Linked DNA regions of Homo sapiens: region 2 is linked to region 1. Evidence: chromatin contacts called from ENCODE Hi-C or POLR2A ChIA-PET data. All regions are on one chromosome and are shown on one strand. Each heading gives the region's core, a stretch centred on a gene start or an enhancer-like site at or near the end of the contact. The rest is flanking DNA. Distances are from core to core; before and after follow the strand shown.

Region 1 (7,221 bases), core at 51-2,550:
ATAATGAAAAGGCAAAATTAGATCTTGTTGCATCAGTGTGGATAGATCATAGGCACAGTCAATTGGATGAAGCAAGCTGCACTACAGTTCATGCAGGATGATGGCTTTTTTTAAATGCACACAACAAAACCATATAAAACTCTTCTGAAAATGTCTGGAATGATGTCTACCTAGTTTATCATGGTGGCAACCTCTGAAGAGAGATGAGATAGAATAGAGTGGGAGAGAAAGAAGACTTCAGCCTTTTCTGTAGTGTTCTAACAAGGGTGAATGAGCTTATATGTTATTCTGTAATTGTTAAAAACCAGTACGAGTCACGATGAACATCAAGATGAGTAAGACAGGACCCCTGCCTTCAGAGAATTCAGATTATGCAGGGAGCAGGAAGGAAGAGAAATAGGGGGAGAGCGGAGAAACAAAAGGCATGTGCTATCTCCTTTCAAGTTGATTTCAGCAAGCTTCACATTTTGGGGGCAGGCAGGGGAAGAATTCTAGAAGAGAAACAGGGTATTCTAGTGAGACAAGCCAATGCTGACTGTTTAAGAGATTTAGGATTGAAATCTGCTTTTGAACTCGCATTCCGGCGGTCCTCTTTGGTGTTCTCACCAAGGGCAAAAGGACTCAAATCCTCAGCGGAGGACAGAAGGTGGCCTCTCTTCTGGCAAAACATGGTAAGTATTTTTGGAGCACGATGCAAAGCCTCATCTGCACAGACGTCATGCTGAGGAAGCCACCCCAGCCCGGCCCCCGCATGCCACCAACCTCCTTCTGAAAATGGTGATTAAAAGCTAATCATGGGGCCGGGCGCGGTGGCTCACACCTGTAATCCCAGCACTTTGGAAGGCCGAGGCAGGCGGATCACCTCAGGTCAGGAGGTCGAGACCAGCCTGGCCAACATGGTGAAACCCCAACTCTACCAAAAACACAAAAATTAGCCAGGCGTGGTGGCGGGCACTTGTAATCCCAGCTACTTGGGAGGCTGAGGCAGGAGAATTGCTTGAACCCAAGAGGTGGAGGCTGCAGTGAGCTGAGATCATGCCACTGCACTCCAGCCTGGGCAACAGAGCAAGACTCCATCTCAAAAAAAAAAAAAAAAAAAAAAAAGCAGCTAATGGTGGTTGGGTTCTTTGACTCACCAGAGAGAGAACTCAGATACTGTAGAGCACACACATTTTCTTTTTTGGCCTGCAGAGGCTAAACAGAGGAGATCCTCTCCAGTGATTTCCTTTTAGGGAGAAAACCCAGTGAGTGACATGTGAATGTGTCTGCTCCACTGCTGCTGTCATCCTGCAGGCATCCCGCCTCTCACTCCGAAGTCTGGCATGTGTTTCCACTTAGAGGACTGTGAATTCCTTCCCTGTTCTGGTGAACACCATTTCCTTGGGACTGATAGAAATCTCAGTCTGTCAAATGCCTAGTGTTTAACAAATAAAAGCCTAGACATTCTGTGAGACAGGAAATGCTAGTTTTATAAGTCTCCCATTCCTCAAGAAATAGTCCAAAACTTAGTCATTCCATGAACCAAAGAAAAGTTAACAAAATATTAACTTCTGAGAAGGTTTGGGCACAGGGTACTCGTAAGATATCTAGGAGGTGACAGAGGAAGTCTGCAACATATTTAAAGCCGGGAAGCTTGAGCAGTATTGCATTCTTTGCATTTGTTTGAGACAAATTGAAGTGACCTGGTTTGTTGCCCCACACTATCACCAAGAAGAAAAACTTGGGGCTGGGGGAGGTTAAAAGACAGGGATCCTTGTCCCTTCTCCACCCCTGAATTATCTAGTGCAAGCCATTTTTCTCAATCTTTATTTTACCATCTATGTAATGGGATCATAGCTGCTTTACCTGCCTTTCTTGTTATCACGAGCAAATAATAGAAGCATAAGAATTCAAAAAACATTGAGGTTTTTGAGAAGGAATATTGTTACATATTCCTTCTCAAAGTTATAGAGAAGGAATATTGATGATTCCGGCACAGCTTCACAAATGTTTTCTCTATCCCCTTGTTAAACTCACATAAGAAGGGCAGAAAGAGAAATACTCCCCACCGAGGGGAATAGAAAAGAAATGGATAAAAGCTATGTTAAACACTCCCCTCCCTACATAACACCAAACTGCAAATTGAGGGTATTTGCAGGAAGCGAGCTATAAAGCACATTTTCAAAGCAAAGAGAAAATGATAGACATACCAAAAGACAAGATGTGAAAGAAAACTCACAACATAAAAAAATACAATGTTAACACACACGGAAAAGTATCTGGCCTTACCAGTAATCAGTGAAATGCACATTCAAAGAATGAGGTAAAATTTTTAAAATTTTTCATCTCAAGTTGATGAAGACTATTTCTGAATGGAATAATTTTATTATTATTATTGAGACAGGGTCTTTGCCTGTCACCCAAGCTGGAGTGCAGTGGTGTGATCACAGCTCACTGCAGCCTCAGCCTCCCAGGCTCAAGCAATCTTCCTGCCTCAGCCTCCCGAGAAGCTGGGATGACAGGCGCACAACACCATACCTGGATAATTTTTTTTTTATTTTTATAGAGATGAGGTGTCACTATGTTGCCCAGTCTGGGATACAGGAGTATTCATGAGGGTACAAGGAACAGGCTTCACACAGGTAGATGCACACGGATCAACTTTCCTTGAGAATAGTTTGCCACTGTATAGCAGATGCCTTTTACAATATTTATACTCATTGACCCTTCAGTTACTAAGTATTCATCCTAACAAAATGCTCAGCGGTAGCTCACACGATGTTATGTATAAGGATGGTGGGCTGGGCATGGTGGCTCACACCTGGAATCCCAGCACTTTGGGAGGCCAAGGTGGGTGGATCATGTGAGGTCAGGAGTTCAAGACCAGCCTGGCCAACGTGGTGAAACCCCATCTCTACTAAAAATGCAAAAATTAGTCGGGCGTGGTGGCCCACGCCTGTGATCCCAGATACTCAGGAGGCTGAGGCAGGAGAATGGCTCGAACCCGGGAGGTGGAGGTTGCAGTAAGCCGAGATTGCGCCACTGCACTCTGGCCTGGACAGCAGAGTGAGACTCTGTCTCGAAGATTTAAAAAAAAAAAAAAAAAAAAGGATGGTGTCTTTAGAATTGTTCATAATTGTGAGTTTGTAAACAATTTAAGATAACCAAGTATATACGACTAAATGAATTATATCAATGACCATTAAATGTAGTCATTCCTTCACAATATTGAAAGAAATAAGTTGAAGTTACTGATATATTAAGAAAAAAGCAACATAGTAATATGACTCAAATTGTTAAATATACATGTATACATTCACATACCTAAACAAATCATACATATTTTAAGAATGCTCATCTCTGGGTAATGAGGTTTATGAAATATTTTTATTTTCTTAGAACTTTTTTTTTCTTTTTTCCTAACCACTAGGCCACCAGGAAAGGACAAACACTTTTCAAAGGAAAGGGAGAAAGCTCCTGTGTCATTCAAGGCCCTTTTCATTGGCTGTAGTGGGTGGGGGGCACCAGAGTTCAAAGTCTGTCTGCAGATTGATAACCTCAGTTGCCAGTTTTTCTATTCCCCCTTCCAGGACTGTCTGACCCTGAGGACTGATTCAAATTAACCAAATGCACAGTAGATTAATTAGTAAACCAGAACTTTGCATTAATTTGCAAAATATTCATGGCTTGAGAACAAATTGGGGTCTTTTATTTACTGAGCGTCTCCCCTGTACCAGACATTCTCTTTCTGAAATGGGGAGCCCTTTCTGGGGCCAAATAGAACAGAGTAAGAACAAATAAAGAGAATACAAACAGACTCAAACACAGGCTCAGGATTTTTTTTTTTTTTTTAACACAAGAGATATTTTTAGCTAACTATGGCAATCTGAGCAGTTCCCTCTCTGCTCCCAAGCTGTTCCTGCCAATGAAATCAGGATGAGTCACCGGGAATCAGGGTTCCCTCTCCTTCGTGTTTAAAACACACATTGGCAAGCTACTTCTCCAATTCATCTTTTTCCTAGATTTCTTTCAGTTGGTAGTTGTCATGACAACTACACTCATGGTCCACATTTATAAGAGACTCCTGCATTGGTGTCTCCTGATTTCCTTCCCTTCATGGATTCACTTAAAAGTCACCCTCTCTTCCTGGGGGCCTCCAGGGAGTGAGCTTCCGGGGTAGGTCAGGCAGGTGCCTCCCAGCCACCCTGTAAAATGGCTCCTTGGTGAAACCTCCCACTGGGGAGCTGATCCCATAAGTCCCCTTCTGTGGATCTCTCAGTGTGAGAAGCCTGCCTTTTTTAGCTTTGTTCACAGATTTGGAGACCTTACTTTAACCTCAGATTTTAACATTTACCTTACTTTGCAGATAGCTTTCAGGACCTCTACCCCTACATGTTTTGACTCATAACATGTGTAGTAATGTGTTTTGACATCTAGTCTGTCTAGCCAGCTGCTTATTAGATATGCAGTAGCCAGAACCCAGATGAAAAGCCAGTTTACATTATTAATAGAGGTCATTTGTAACTGTCAAAGAAGCACTTCTAGAGGAAATAATTATCTGAAATCATGGGCAAGTTTTAAAAGTAACATATGCTCATTGTAGCACATTCAACTGTACAGAAGTATTTAAAGTCAAGAGTGACAATCCCACTCACTACTCCAAGCCCATCTGTTCCCACAACTGATGTTAGTCCTTCTAAAATATGCTTTACACACACACATCACACATACTTTCATCTGTGTGATTGTACATTGTCAATGTTTTTAAGTAGAATTGTAGTATACATTCATTTCTGCAATTTGTTCTATTTACTTTACAACTTAACCAATAGATCTAGACTACTGGGTCAAGTGTGAGCTTTAACACTCACTGGCTGCCTCTCTGAACCTTAGTTTCTTCGTCTGTAAAATGGGGAGAGTAATGGCATCTACCTCATGGGATGGAATGGACTCAATACCTATCAAGTGCTTAGAACAGGGCCTGCTTTATTACCCACACTCAGAAAGCATAAGCTAGTAGTAATTATAGTAGAAGCAGTAGTACTACTAGTAGTATCATGTCAGTCTTTTCAATGGCTATCCAGAATTCATTATGTGGGTAAATCATAATTTTAAAAATTAATCCGCTACTGATGGTGCCTGGATTTTACTTAACACCAGTAAGACTTACCATGAAACTTCCCTGCTGTTGCATTCAGGATCATCAATTTTGTGCCCTGCTCTGAACAAGACCAGTTCTGGTGAACCAATTTCAGGTGCAGCCAGCTCCAGAGTTCGGGAATCTGTGGTGGGAGGTGGCAGATGGGCTCTAAGATGTGGATAGAAGGTGTATGTGCCCTTCTGTTTCCAGCAAATCGCCATTGCTCGCGAGGGTGACCTCCTGACCAAGGAGCGGCTGTGCTGTGGCCTGTCCATGTTCGAGGTCATCCTGACCCGCATTCGGAGCTACCTGCAGGACCCCATCTGGCGGGGCCCACCGCCCACCAATGGCGTCATGCACGTCGATGAGTGTGTGGAGTTCCACCGGCTGTGGAGCGCCATGCAGTTCGTGTACTGCATCCCTGTGGGAACCAACGAGTTCACAGCTGAGTGAGTACCCCCCAGAGAAGGCAGGGTTACCCCCAACCTGCCTGTGCTCCTGCAAGTCATGGGGCTGCCAGAGTTCAGCCAGAAACGTGGGCAGGGGGTGGGGGTGGTTGGCCAACAACTACTTTGTTGAGTGTGTTGAGCTGACTGCATTGGCAAGAAAGAGCCCAGTAAGGGTTTGATAGTAAGACCCTCACTGCCTGCCTCACCCCCACTACACTGTACTACTGGAAAATGAGGAGCCTTTAGGAGTCCTTAGAGCAGACAGCAGAGCTAGTTCTTCCTGCCCTCACCCAGCTACATGTCTAGGACAGAGTGGAAAGGCAGACAAGGCCTCCCCTCCAGCAGCCAAGAGCTCTAGGAAAAAGGCGTGGTGGGGAGAGGAGGCTTCCTGGAGAAAGTGGTGTTGATGAAGCTGTTTCAGAGCAGCGCTAGCCTGTAGGCTTCCAGTACAGTGATGGGGAACTGGGGACACCTGCCCGGGTTGGGGCTGCTGCTTGAGGACAAAAGAGACAGCCAAAGGATGACTCTACTGCCATCCAAATTGCCTAGGTCTCTTGAGAGTTGGGGGCCAGGCCTCTTGAGAGTTGGAGCTTTGTCAGAACCAAAAGGACTCAGCCTCAACCCCAGCAGCATCTGCCCACCATGGCCTGTCCCTTCCCTTTCAGCCTGCTTCTGGCCAGTTGGCCTCCTGGTTTGAAATGGCCCCTCACCTGCTAGGTGTTCTTTTAGCTCCTTTAGAGAGTCAAGACAGATTCTCCTTTGACCTGCACGGAGTAATCAGCCACATACATCTCAACAGCTGGGTGGGTTTTTCCTTGCAAATTCAGAGCGTCTTTAGAGCTGATTTTTTTTTTTTTTACATTAGTGATGCAAATGTAATTTGTGGCCGGAAGGACTTATGACATAACTACCATCCCTGCAACTAATGAACCCACCCTCACAGCTTCCTTTGTACCCATTTTATAGGTTAAGAGACTTGGCCCAAAGACAGGCCTGCTTAGTAGCTGTACTCCTGGCCCAAGATGAGGCTCCCTCCCTCCCTGCCCTCCTCCCCCGACCTCTCACTCCAGCTGCTTCCTCCCCCTGCTCCCAGGCAGTGTTTCGGCGATGGCTTGAACTGGGCTGGTTGCTCCATCATTGTCCTGCTGGGCCAGCAGCGTCGCTTTGACCTGTTCGACTTCTGTTACCACCTGCTAAAAGTGCAGAGGCAGGACGGGAAGGATGAAATCATTAAGAATGTGGTGAGCAGGCTGGTGGCTAAGGCCTGGGAGGTGGGGCTGGGCTGACAACCAGGCTTTTACCAGAAAAGCAAACAAGGAGGAGCTGCTTGTGAAGGCCAGCTCCCCACACGGCAAGTACAAAGATACTATAGGCTGGGGACCTGCTTAGAGGAAGTCGTGAGGTCGTGAGTCACCCACTCATCACCTACTGCCATGAATCAGTTCACCCCGAAGGGCAGGGCTGGGCTCCAGACCGGGAGCACATCTTCCCTGTCCCAATCAGACTCTGCTGATGCCAGTTTCTCACCTGTACAAATATTCACCAAATACCAGAGTTGTACGGGGCACCTGGATGGGATAGGTACTGGCGTGGGGTGAGCCAGGCTGCTATGGGAAGGGAGAGAAGGACCCTTAAACCAGGCTGAGGGCAGAG
Region 2 (7,365 bases), core at 3,206-5,705, 65 kb after region 1:
GGAGATGGCAAGGGAAAGGGAACCCAAAGCCCTAAAAGGAAATTTCTAACCTTAGGGGATCCGTGAGCACGCGCAAATTACAGGCACATATATATGTATTTTGCTTTACTTCTTCAGAAAACAGTGAGTAGTAGACAGCCTCAGATTCTCAAACTTCTGCTCTAAACTGGCAACATTTAAAGAGTCTATTTGGGAACTTTGGGGAACCCAGTACTCTCCTATTGGTGAAAATGAGAGAGGATGCAGCCCTGTTTCCTGACGCTGATGTAACGAATTACCACCAAATTAACAGCAACACAAACGTATTATCTTACAATTATGGACACCAAAAGACATAAGTCTCTTAACTTAGTCACCAGACGAGAATCAATGTGTCGGCAAAGCTGGTTCTTTCTGGAGCACCAGGGAACAATTCGCTTCTCACTGTTTCTTGCTTCTAGAGGCTGTTGGCTCTTGACTGCATCACTTCCATCCCCGCTTCCGTCCTCACATGACCTTCCCTGCTGACTCCGACCCATCTGCCTTCCACTTATAAGGACCCTTGTGATTACATTGGGTCCACCTGGAAAACCCAGGGCCCTCTCCCTGTCTCAGGATTTTTAACTTAATCACGTCTACAGAATCTCTTTTACAACGTAAGGTAACAAATTTGCAGGTTTAAGGGTCAAGACATGGGTGGGGAATGTGAATATTCAGCCTACCAGAAGCGCTTTGAATAGTCATATCCTTTAACCCAGCAATTCCACTTGCAGAGTTTATCCTACAGGCTAAACTGTATAAAGAGGTAATGTCCACACAGCAGAGTTTATAATATTTAAACCTGGAAACAACCTGTTCTACTGATAATCAGTAGAAACGTAATTAAATAAGCTAGCAATATTTGTACATTAGCATATTCTAAAAAGATGCAGTATTCTAAAAATAAGTATATTCATATGTACTAATATGAAAAAGTCTCTAAGTCAGTTGCTAGGATAAAAGCAACCTGAAATAAAAGCTGTATAATGTGACTCCGTGTTGTGGTATGCATATATAATTTCTGGATGTATATCACAGAATCTGTTAATGGTGGTGACTACCTCTTGTGTGTAGGATAGCCAGGGTACTTTTATGCTTCATTTTACACCCTTCTGAACTGCAGTTTATTTTTTAACCAATTATAACATACAATTTTAAAATTTTATGATTTGGCTGGGTGCAGTGGCTCACGCCGGTAATCCCAGCACTTTGGGAGACTGAGGTGGGCATATTACTTGAGGCTAGGAGTTTGAGAACAGCCTGGCCAACATGACAAAACGCGTCTCTACTAAAAATGCAAAAATTATCTGGGCATGGTGGCACACGCCTATAAACCCAGCTCCTAGGGAGGCTGAAGCAGGAGAATCACTTGAAGCCAGGAGGCAGAGGTTGCGGTGAACCAAGATTGCGCCACTGCACTCCAGCCTGGGCCACAGAGGGAAACTGTGTCTCAAAAAAAAAAAAAAAAAAAAGTCTTGCCAAATTTCTTTTGGTCATTCTGAGGGCTGGAAATGTTCCATATCTTATCTGAATGGTAGTTACGAGGGTGTATGCATATATGAAAACCCACTGATCTCCACACTTAACATTTCTGCACTATTCTCTGTGAAGTTCTGGTTCAATAAAAAATGCGCATTCAAAAATATAGGATGTTCTCCCCCCTTTGGCCAAAAACCAAGGGTTATTGACCTGTATCCTTCTGAAATTCAGTGCAAAAGTGATGTGTGCCTCTTTCTGGGCAAGTGTTGACCCTTTTTGTCAGATTCTTAAAGGGATTTGGAGCTCCTAAAAAGTTAAAAATTACCAGTGAGGGCCTTCCCTAAAATAAAGACCACTTACTTCTGGTTTTGTTGGGGTTTGACTAAAGGTCAGACCGCTCTGTCAGAACAGGCTTTCTGGAAATGCAGACCTTGAGATAGGTAAGCACCAACGTATTTAATGGGCTGGCTACAGAATAAACAGCTACATTTTTCTTTGGGGAGCAAAATGCAGATAATTATCACCACTTAAGCTTTAGTGCAACTGTGTAAAAAGGCGCGGCTTTTTATTGGCCCAGCGCCTTTGTGTGCAACCAATCCTGAGGTGGGCGGCTGTGTCCCCGCCCTGGTGGGCGGAGCTCTTCCCAGCCCAGGGGCCTTTGCCCATCAGGCGGTTCCGCCTGGCACTGGCTGGGCGGAGGTCCTTGGTAGCAGAGGGGCAAATTAACCCTCTGCCTCACTTGACAAGCCTGAAGAAAGCTTAACCCACGCTCTGGATTCCTCTGGGGTCCCTTATCCAGGCCAGGCCCGCAAACCAGAATTTCCAGTGTGACCGTGTTGGCAGAGAGTTAATGAGCAGCCAAGGAAGCTGTGGCTGTTGCTGTTGTAGACTTGCCCCAGAGGGAAGGACAGAAGAACGCCAGGTCCTTCCTTAGCCTCTCTGCTTGGAACGAGGCAGGTGGGAAGGGTGCATCTCAGTAAGTGGAGGCTAGACATGAGATTGGAAGCCTCAAGGGAAGGGAATCGGGAAAGTGAAACCCTAACCGCATATATTGAGTTTATTTGGATGGATACCAGTCCCTGTGCCACATAAATGTTTTACATAAAAGAATGGGCTCTGAAGCCAGGCTCAGCCAATTCGTAGCTGTGTCGACTCCGGCAAGTTGCTTATCTTCTGTATTAGGATCCCCCTCCATAATATGGCATAACAGTAGTGCCACCCCCAATCTCCAGTTTAACTTCTAAGCTGGCCCCTGCCTCACCCTCTGATTTTTTTTTAAGATTGAGATATAATCCACTTACCATGAAGTTTATCCTTTTAAAGTGTACAATTCAGTGGTTTTTAGTATCTTCACAAAGTTGTGCAACGATTTCCACTAATTCCAGAACTTTTTTTTTTTTTTTTTTTGAGACAGAGTCTCACTCTGTCACCCAGGCTGGAGTGCAGTGGCGCAATCTCAGCTCACTGCAACATCCGCCTCCTGGGTTCAAGCAATTCTCCTGCCTCGGCCTCCTGAGTAGCTGGGATTACAGGCACCCGCCACCACGCCTGGCTAATTTTTTGTATTTTTAGTAGAGACGGGATTTCACTGTGTTGGCCAGGCTGGTCTTGAACTCCTACCTCGTGATCTGCCCGCCTCGGCCTCCCAAAGTGCTGGGATTACAGGTGTGAGCCACCGCATCTGGCCCAGAACACTTTTATCATTCCAAAACCAAGGGTCCCCCCCAGCAGTCACTCTCCATTCTCCACTCCCCTCATCCCCTGGGGCCATTCATTTACTTTTTGCCTTTGTTGATTTTCCTCTTCTGGAGATTTCATAGAAATGAAATCATATATGTGGCCTTCTGTGTCTGGTGTCTTCCACTTAGCATAGTGTTTTCAAGGTTCATACATGTTGTCTCCCATGTGCGTCTCAATACTTCATTGCTTTCTGTGGCTGCCATGGCACGGATGTGCCACATTTTGTTTCTTCATTCATCAGTTAATAGATATTTGGGATGTTCCCATTTTTTGGCTTTTATGAATAATGCTGCTATGAACCAACATTCATGTACAAGTTTTTGTGTGGACATAGGTTTTCATTCATTTAAGTGTATAGTAGGGTTGGATAATTTTATCTTATACTATTCTCCCCTTCTGCATCATAAGGACCTTCTTTCTGTCCCTCAAGCAAACCACGCTCACTCCCACCTCAGGGCCTTTGGCCTAGCTGTCCCCTCTGTCTGGAAGTCTATTCCCCCAGATTGCTGCATACAGTTCACTCCTTATCAGTCAGATCTCAGTTTAAATATCACCGCCTCAGTGAGGCTTTCCCAGACCATTTTATTCATTCTCTGACCCTTACCCTATTTTATTTTCTCTATATCCATTATTACACTCTGATCTTTTTTTTATTTCTTTACTTGTGTCATATCTGCCCCTTCTATTAATAGAAATGAGCTCCATGAGAGCAGGTAACTTGTCTATTATGACATTAGCTATCCCTGGCTGCTAGAACAGTGCATGGCATGTAGTAAGCATTTATTAAACATTAGCTGTTATTCATACTTCACAGCACACTTAGAAAGTAGGTACCATTATTATGCACGTGTTACAAATGAAGAAACTGAGACTCAAAGGAATTAAGTGACTTGGCCAAAATTATGCAACTGGGAAGTGTCATAGCCTGGGTTTGGTGCCAGTACTATCTGGCTCAAAAGCTGGTGCTCCTTGTACGATGCTATACTGCTTATTTCAGCTCCTTCTTCCAGACTGATCTAGCCTCAAATTGTCAGTTCCAACAAGGATTCCTCTGGGCGTCGGAGACAGGGAGAAGAAACAGAAATGTGGATATTGTCTGATCTGGCCACACCCAAGAGGCCTGGCCCTGGAACTGGTAGGGGAGGGAGGACAGGAGCTGTCACCTCCTGGGAGCTTTGGCTGGAAAACAGCCCTCTCCAGAGCTGCAAGCCAAGGCCTGGCCTCCCTCCAGCAAGGCCCTGTGAGCCCCGGCAGGCAGCAGGCGCTCTCAAACAGCAGGCCTCCGGTACCATGTATACTCAGGTGGACTTCCTTTTATGCAAAATTCCAACAGGCATACTGATAACTAACTTCATGTGTGGTGCTGTTCTAAATACTTTTCATGTATTAACTCACTGGTTCCCCAAATTAGCATCATGAGGTATGTATCATATTACCTCATGTAACTGATGAGGAGATTGAGGCCCAGGATGGTTAAGCAAACTGCTCAAGGTCACAAGGCTCAAGAATGGTGGAGGCAGGATATAAACTCACGTTATTTGACTTGAGTTTCCTTCTTTTACTTGCCACTCTACCCTGCATCTCAGCAATGGATTTGAGAATAAGTCTTCATTTACAAAAGTATTTACTACTGGATAGCTGTGCGACCTAAGCTCTAAACTCAAAGCTTTCTGGCCCTTAATTGCCTTATGTGCATAAATGGACAAGAATCAGCTTCTCTTCTATGTGTGTTCTTTAGAAAAACATGCTAATATGTATTATGGCGGGGGGCAGGGTTAAGCTAAATTAGGTGGAACTCTTTGCAGCAGGATTTATCAGTGCCTTTAATATGCTAATGTACAATGGGCCTCTTCAAGAGAGGAGCTGAGGATATAGCATTTCTCAAACTTTATTGAACACAGAACGATGTGGAATAGTATTCCATGGAACACAGATTGGTAAACACTCATTTTAGAAGTTTATTTGGGCTAGGCACAGTGGTTAATCCCTGTAATCTCAGCACTTTGGGAGGCTGAGACAGGAGGATCACTTGTGCCCAGGAGTTCAACACTAGCCTGGGCAACATAGCAAGACCCTGTCTCTTCAAAGAATTAATTTAAATAAAAAATAGCCAGGTGTAGGGGCACTCGCCTATAGTCCCAGCTACTCGGGAGGCTGAGGCAGAAGGGTCACTTGAGCCCAGGAGTTAGAGGCTGTAGTGAGCTATGATTGCCCCACTGTACTCCAGCCTGGGCAATATAGCAAGACCCAGTCTAAATATTAAAATAAAAAGAGTTGTTTGCAGGAAAAAAGTCATATTTCCTGAAATCGGAGAGAATTCTCTTCTTTCTCCCTATTTTCACCTGCTAGAAAAAAAGGAACTTATAAACAATCATCAACTCCTTCAAGCCTGCAGGAGACTTTTGGTTAATATGGAGATGAGGAAAGGGAACTCATTTGCTGAGCATTTACTATATGCCAGCTCTGTGACTAAGACTTAGATTTTTTTTCATGATTCTCAAAACAGCCCTTTGAAGGAGGTTTTATTTGAAGAAGGTAGGATAATGTTGCAGATGAAAATGTAGGCTTTGGAGTCTGATAAACATGAGTTTGCATCTTAGCTATGTTACTTGATAGCTATAGCTGTGTGAACTTGGGCAAGTTGCTTAACTGTTCTATGCTTCAGTTTTCTCCTTGGCAAAATGGATAACACAACATCTACCTAATATGGTTATCATGTGGCTTTGCTGATATAATGCATGAGAGGCACTTACATAGAATCTGCACATAGTAAGCATACAGTAAGAAGTCACTGCATTGCCGGGCGCTGTGGCTCACGCCTGTAATCCCAGCACTTTGGGAGGCCAAGGCGGGTGGATCACCTGAGGTTGGGAGTTCGAGACCAGCCTGACCAACATGGAGAAACCCCATCTCTACTAAAAACACAAAATTAGCCGGGCGTGGTGGCACAAGCCTGTACTCCCAGCTTCTCGGGAGGCTGAGGCAGGAGAATCGCTTGAACCCAGGAGGCGGAGGTCGTGGTGAGCCAAGATCATGCCATTTCACTCCAGCCTGGGCAACAACAGCAAAACTCCATCTCAACAACAACAACAACAACAACAAAAGAAGTCACTTTATTATATCATTATCCTCATCATTATTCGTGTTTTACAGATCATAGAGCAGAGACCCAGAAAGGGTAAGTAACTTACCTAACGCCACACAGCTATTGTGTGTGGCTAAATTGAGACCCCTACACAACCCCAAACCTGCTCTTTCTCTCCAGGATCCCTGAAGGAGGCTAAGCCAATTTTATCTGAACTTGCAAATAAAACCTCTCTTCCTCTCCATGCCTCACATCACATGCCACTCAGGAGTGAGTGGGAATTTCCCCTTGGAACTCAGACCCTACCACCCATGCATAAGCATTCAGACCCACTTGGCAACAGCATGCCCATGGCCTAAGGCCCTGACAAATGGGTCTGGAGAACTGAGAAAGTCCTGAACCTATAGGCAACCCTTTATGAGCCTCTCTATACAGGGAGCATTCCATAAATGCCATGGCCAGTGCACATGCTGTATGCATAAGAAGCCACATGGCCCCTGCTGTCAACCTGGGATCTTCCAAGTCCTAGCATAGGTGGGGGATGCCTCCGCGGCTGTCACAGGGGAGGGGCAGCAAAGAGACAACATGGAGGCCGAGGGGGCAAGGTTCTAGGCTCTGGGCCTGAATCAATGAAAGCAGTTGCTCTTGAAATAAGTTCATATGTTGCCCTTCCATGTAACTTTCTATTTGAAAAAAAGGCTTGCTGTCTACCCCCATATCACCAAAAAAAAAAAAAAAAAAAAAAAAGTTTTAAGCACCACTGATCTAGTTCTTCATTTCCATTGGGTATATTGGGAAGATAGGCCCAAATGGAAAGGAACTGCCACAGGTCCCAGTGTGTTAGTGACAGAACAGGGACCGGAACTGATATCTCCTGTCTGTTTTTATACCAGCCTGTCAAACAGCAGAGTCTGAGATGGTTGTTTGTTTGTTTGTTTGTTTGTTTGTTTGTTTTTAACTGAAAGGGAAAACAGAGCCTAAGTTTGTTGTTCATGTTCAAGTTAACTTTAGAATCAGTCTTCCCTCTGGCCACATTCAAAGCT

Evidence for each region. Hi-C counts contacts between places; a loop is a spot of excess contacts on that map. ChIA-PET counts read pairs that join two places held with the same protein, here RNA polymerase II (POLR2A).
Region 2: POLR2A ChIA-PET joins it to region 1 with 15 read pairs in BJ. The contact joins two enhancer-like sites. A Hi-C loop is called at or near these places in 3 of 168 maps with a recorded cell type or tissue (PC-3, PC-9 and sigmoid colon). POLR2A ChIA-PET finds 5 or more read pairs at or near these places in 9 of 52 experiments (A549, AG04449, BJ and 6 more).

The regions. Positions count from the first base shown.
Region 1 is chr5:157,383,860-157,391,080 of GRCh38, forward strand. CYFIP2 (cytoplasmic FMR1 interacting protein 2) reads left to right here. Exons shown (of 31, transcript NM_001037333.3): 29 at 5,330-5,568; 30 at 6,662-6,809. All of the region lies in intron 1 of NIPAL4-DT (NIPAL4 divergent transcript), which reads right to left. Among named protein-coding and RNA genes, the nearest start is that of FNDC9, 42 kb to the left of the region's middle. RefSeq lists an enhancer at 6,188-7,221. Within about 2 kb of position 1,301, at least 15 of the 41 ENCODE cell types and tissues checked have a DNase peak (open chromatin) inside an H3K27ac peak, as active enhancers do.
Region 2 is chr5:157,445,212-157,452,576 of GRCh38, forward strand. The region is part of intron 1 of NIPAL4-DT (NIPAL4 divergent transcript); the gene reads right to left. Among named protein-coding and RNA genes, the nearest start is that of NIPAL4-DT, 11 kb to the right of the region's middle. Within about 2 kb of position 4,456, at least 13 of the 41 ENCODE cell types and tissues checked have a DNase peak (open chromatin) inside an H3K27ac peak, as active enhancers do.